2 separate regions of the Homo sapiens genome follow, and region 1 is linked to region 2. The links are chromatin loops, found by intact Hi-C in ENCODE. Cell type or tissue: chondrocyte. All regions are shown on one strand. Links, peaks and the distances in the headings refer to the core of each region. The heading gives the core; the rest is flanking DNA. Region 1 overlaps FLI1 (Fli-1 proto-oncogene, ETS transcription factor). Region 2 holds the start of LOC107984374 (a long non-coding RNA gene).

Region 1 (2,914 bases), core at 184-2,683, 670 kb after region 2:
AAAATCTGTAATATTTATTTACTTATAGCTTGAATAAGTTCCCCTGGGAGTCTCAGGCTGCCTGCCTCTGATAGATGTGACATTGTGAAGTTGCTGAAATCCACCTAATTAGCTGTCAAAGAGTGCATTATACAAAGACAGCGAGGGCTCTGCATTCAGTCTAAGCTCTAAGGACTGGCACGATCTCTGGTGGACTTGAAGGGCAACGGAGACTTACTGCAAATTTTGGGAGCTGAATTACATTCATCCCGTCTACTCATGTTTCTGGGGCCTCATTTGCTTTCCTGGGACAAGCAAGGGCAAGGCGCTGGGCAGGTCAGTGCTGTGAGAAAGCAAGGTGCTCCAGCAGCATGGAGTCACCGGCTGAAATGGACAAGAGCTATGCAGGGCAAGGAAAAAGGGAGGAGAGGGAGTCAGGGCCATGGGAGACAAGGGACATGGAAAACCCACCCAAGGCTGCTGAGAAACAGGACTAAGTTAGTAAGCCCATCCTGCAGGTGCTACTACTTCTTCTCTGTTTCTTGGCTTACTTTTTTTTAAAACTCATTACGTGCATCGTTTAAGTTCTTTAAAATAATGATTGCAGAAGTGTCACTTCATCCTTGTATAAAATTTAAAACGTATAGAAAATTTCAAAATAAGAATGTAAAAGCACGCATAGTCTCACAATACAGAAAGCAGCCGATTCATATTTTGGTGCCCTTCCTTCCGGTCTTTATAATGCAAATATATAGACATATATGTATTATTTTATCTAGCCAGAATCATATTGCTTTGTAACCTCCTTTTATTCTCTTTATATTAAATTACGGCCATGTTCCTGTATCATTAAATATTACACTATATCACTACTTCTGATGGAAGTACAGCAAACCACTAAACACGGAAGTCAAGTCCTGGGCTCTGGAATAGTATATATTATTTTAGTTATGCCCAGCTTCTGGACCTGGGATGGCATTTTGTAACAGACGCAGCCTTATCTCTTTTGTATTTTCATAAAATCTTCAGTATAGGCTCTAAAAAGGAGCCCACGTGAAATGCTGAAAAGACGATGTTTAAAAAGTCACAAAGTCCCCCTAGAGTCATAAAACCAGAAACACTGGGGGGTGGGGAGGCCAAGCCGGGCCTTCGCTCACCTCCTTGTGCCTCTTAATGCAGCCCAGATGGAAGCCCGTCCAAGACCGGATTGCAGGCAAGCCCAGGGCCCGATCTGATAGCACAAAGACACCCACAACTCTGAATTTCCTGCTACCAGGAGGCCTCTTTTTGCATAGGCTGTCTGATTTACACATACGTGGAAAGCAGCCACTAATAATAGAAGGGTTGCCTCTTTTCTTCCGTTGTCAGACTCCGCGGGCCCTGCTCAGTGACTCCCGCGTCTCCAAGCAGCTGCCTGCCTCTCTTTCTGCCCCTCACAGCAACAGGGTCAGCCGGGCTCCTTGTAAGAAAGAGGCCAGGCCCTCTGCGCCTTCTCTGTGTGTGGCGGAGGTGGGGAAGGTGCTTTCTGAGGGCTCTTTGTCTGGCGAGCAAGCCGGACCTCTGTGCAACAGAAGCCGCCTCTGGCCACCCCCGGCCCTTCCCCCTCCACCCAGTCAAGTTCTGCACAGCCAGTGTTTTCTCCTCCAGCCCCAGCTAACCTGAGCTCTCTCAACTAATCCAGAGAAGCTTCTGGAGAATCTGTCCTTGCCAACTAGGGGCTGGCAAGTTCGTGAGAGAGAATTAATTCTCTGTGAGCCCCTTAAGACTAGTAACTATGTGGAGCTCACCCCTGTAGGATGCACCACAGACAGCTGGAATGGTCAAGCCCTTCAGGGATGCCTTCTTCTGCTGCCTTGATTCACATGGTGCCATCCACTCAATCATTCATTCATTCCGCCAGCCTGTACTTGGCACCTCCTATTCTCAGCACGGTGTAGAATATAGGGATGGAAGAATGGAGGCGAAGACAGACGAGGTCCCTGCTGTCACAGAAGAAACAAAGAATAAAAAGAGAAGAAACTAGAATTGAAGAGTCTGTGGTGGGGATTGCAGGGGAGATGCCTGTCAAGTTATAAAAGGCCCTAATACATTTTTGCTTTATGTTTGAAATTGTGACCCTGTCCTTAGCCTATTCCCAACCAGCCTCAAGCATGGTTCAGTCTCACAGTCCAGCTGCTGAGCTGTAGAGAGACCATCTCTTTATACAAGATCAATTATGGGTGCAAGAGCATGCCTGGCTCAAGCACACAGACCCACAGACCCTTGTGGTCAGGGAGTTCCTACATGAACCCAAACCTTTGGGGGCTGGGATGTTTACTCTTGGCACTCTGGGATTTCCTGTTTCTAAGAAAATGGGCCTAGATGCTCAGCTACATTAACCAAACAACATGTTGACACAAATGAATCTGAAGCTTGCCCGCTCCAGGCTCTCTAGAAGGTCAGGTTTGGGAATGAAGGCATTTGGGTGACTTTCCAAACTCTGAATCCCAAGCCCAGTGACTCAGGCCAGGTATTAATTTGAGGGATCTGCTTCCCTCCTCTTCCTGCCTAAGAAGGCCCCACTAAGTGGCTAGAGTCAGAGGCTCCCTGGTCATCTTGAGTAGTGGGAATGCTTCTCCTGTCTGTCTGCAGCTGGTCTTAGAGGGAGGCAGCCCAGGTAGTATGGTAGGATGCTCCAAAAGACCCACCCCGCAGAAACCTCCATCACGTTTCTGTCTGCCTGAAATCCTTGCCATGGGTTCACTCCTTTGAACGTCCAGGAGGTTCATGTAAAAATGTAAAAGTTACCCCCTGACGTGACTTAACCATATGACATTTGACACACGACTATATGACATTTACTATATGGCTGAGCCTAGCAAGGTCCTGGGAATATGGAAAACCTGAAACATTTTGACAGGGTATGGAGGAGAGGAAGGGGAGAAAGCAGAGGAAA
Region 2 (2,914 bases), core at 118-2,617:
TCAACTACAATCTTATAATAAAAGAAATAGTGAGCTATTTTCCACTTTTATTTAATATGGAATATGAGAAAATGATCATAAATTACAGCAAGAGTGATTTAGGTTCAGAATGGCAAAAAGAATATTTTCTTGCTGTTTATGCATGGAAACCGATTACTCGGGAAATAGAACTATCTCTTTCCCAGCGATAACAAGAAATTGTTTCCTGCTTATTTTCAGTTGTTTAGAAGAGGGCACTTGGAGGTGGACTGGGCTGCTGAAGGGGGTCATTTTGAGAGACCTGTTGAAATCCTCAAGCTGTATTATATAAATACAAGATGTGCTATTGAGATGTGCTATTAAGCTAGACACCTACCAGTGCTTCAATCCTATGCATCCTCAAGTAGCCTTCAACAGTTAATACAAGTTTTAAAATACCTTTAGTTCTGAAAATTGTTGAAAACGTTGAGAGTGAAAACATTGAAAAATCTCAAGTATTTCAGGTAATAAAGAAATCATTACTGGATTTTTCTGTTTTCAATTGCTATTTCATTTATTTTCCTCACTCAAAACATTCTTTGCCCAGGCTGATGCAACTTAGTTTGCTTTATTCACCCAAAATATAGGACTTGATGTTTCCTTCCTTATACAACTTCCTACTCAAATCCCCTATCTTCCTTAAAGGCCGTGAAGGTGTTCTCTGCTTCCTTATCCTTTCAACCAGTCCCAGAAAGTTGTTTCCCTTTTCGTTAAGAGGCATAAAAATGTCAGTGCCACTGAATATACAATATCTTTATTCTCATCATCTAGGAGACAGGATGTGGTTAGGGTGTTAAATGTCAGGCATGTCAGATTTCACTTCCTGCTTCATAATCAATCCAATATGGGTCTACCAGGTCCCTGTTATATCCAAGCTTTTCCAAGATCTTGCTTCTAATCTGACCTGGACTGCTCTTACTTCAATTACCCAGGGACAAAGTTAACAATACCTGGCAATAACCCTCCCCTTCATCTACCTCCTGGCCCTTCTTCCATCTCCAGGGTTATAAAAATGAAGGAAATGTGTTACGACTGATTCACATGGCTTGGGAGTTGCTTGCTGGATGATTTCATAGTCTGGCTATTAGCTGTGAAGAAATATAATACCATCTTTACATATCTGGTTTTAGTTGGGAGGGAAAGGCTCAAATTAAAGCCTCAAGAGAGGCAGAGGGAATGGAGTGAAAGAGCATTAGAATTCTGGGGACTCAGTCTGATGATTTAGTAGGATGATTAGATGGAGTATTTATCCTGCTAATGTTGGTGTTTGATGCTCCAGTTTTTTTACTTGTGGTTTGTGTGCCAGGGTGGGAAGTGACTCTGGGGAATACCATGCTGGCTTAGGTGGAAGGAAATACTGGGGAGAGAATGCACAGCTTTTTGGCTGGTTGATTTCCCCTGGTGGAGGGGTTAATGATGAGGTTGGCAGCCAAAAAGCCAGAGCTCTTGGGTTCAACTTTAGATCCCATTACCGCATTGATGGGTGGTCTTGAGACAAAATCCTGTAATGGTTAAGAGGTTGGGCTCTGGGATCAGGCTGATGAACGCTCAAGCTCTGTGGCCTTGTGAAAATAAGCCCCATGTCTTTGTGTCTCAGTTTTCTTAAGTAAAAAAAGCAGATAATAATTGTGTTTAAATGAGATAAGGTATGAATTGTGCTAAGCGTAGTGCCTGAAACATGAAGACAGCTCAAAATGAGAAGGAGGAGGACAATGGAAATAAAACAGAATATCTGGATTTCTTTTTCTTTTTGATTCAGCAAATTTTTATTGAATGCCTATTATGAATCAATAAGTGCACATGATATTTTGAATGAAAAAAGGGCACCTTGAACACAGCTCTCACCCTGGAGACTTACCATCTCACTGAAAAAAAAAAATTAAATATCAGGCTACTTAAGTAAATGTGATGAGAGTTTAAGAATTCAGGAAAGAGGGTAACTATACATTGGAGTAAAGAATGTCATGAAAATATTTAAAATATTTAGGGTAAATTAGAAAATATTTTGTGGTTTCCATGAAACTATTGGAAACAGCAGTTATAGAGAAGAGAACTAACCTTGAATTAGAGGGTATGGATTTAAATTCAGTGGCTCTGTCACCTTTTTGTGTTGTCCTGGGGACTCTTTCACCTCTCTTTATTTGAGTTTCCACATCTGTAAAATTAATATAAGAGATGATGCATGGATTTCATGAGCATAGAGCAGGATCACATACATGTGCTTTGCACTAGGGAATATTCAAGAAGTAAATATGAAACAAACGCTTACTTCCTCTGTCTCTCTTCCTTTCTCTTTCTTTTTGTCAGAGCGACAGTGGCTCTCATTTGATTCCCTCAGTTCCTATGCTATTTGTGTGGAAATAAGCAGATTCACAGTTAAAAAACCATTCATATGTGTGCCAGGATGATTCACTGGACATGTCCTATTTCTCTTGCATCTTTCCACAGCCTCTTGAGTGCTCCCTGACCAGAGTTGCTGCCACATAAGGTGCAGGTGGATGGAGCCAGGGCTTGCTGCTTGAATGTCTGCCATCTGCTCTTGTCTCTGCAAGAGCTTCACTGGGTGAGGCTAGTTTACTCACCCTACAGTCTAGAAAGAGTTTACAATGCTAATTCCTGCTTCAGGGAAGCTATAGGAAGATGACTTAGCACCAGAAGTTGAAGATTCTTCCAGAGGAAAAGCCCTGTCTCAGTTTTACATAAGACTTTTTACTGTGTTATCCTTCACTCTCCTGGGTGACTTTGTCACCTCTCCAGGATCTAAAAGGCCTTTGAGTAATATCATAAAGAGACCCAATGTTTTCCCTCCAGGCCACTCTAGGGCTGCTTTTCTTGGTCTCAACAATTTCACAAAGCACTTTCTTTTCTTAATATAATAATATGCTAGAAATGAAAA

The links. Peaks named below come from ENCODE experiments on the same cell type or tissue, not always from the same donor. Only the 100,000 strongest peaks of a DNase experiment are listed, where the experiment ranks them.
Region 1: a loop joins it to region 2, with 2.7 times the contacts of the local background. A loop is called at or near these places in 2 of 110 quality-filtered maps.

Annotation. Positions count from the first base shown.
Region 1 is chr11:128,719,397-128,722,310 of GRCh38, forward strand. The region is part of intron 1 of FLI1 (Fli-1 proto-oncogene, ETS transcription factor); the gene reads left to right. Among named protein-coding and RNA genes, the nearest start is that of SENCR, 25 kb to the left of the region's middle. In chondrocyte, for the core only: no CTCF peak of the experiment used is centred there; a DNase peak (open chromatin) is centred at 1,471.
Region 2 is chr11:128,052,220-128,055,133 of GRCh38, forward strand. It overlaps LOC107984374 (a long non-coding RNA gene), which reads right to left and starts at 2,516. Exons shown (of 2, transcript XR_001748082.2): 1 at 2,077-2,516. In chondrocyte, for the core only: CTCF peaks have their summits at 1,430 and 1,657; no DNase peak of the experiment used is centred there.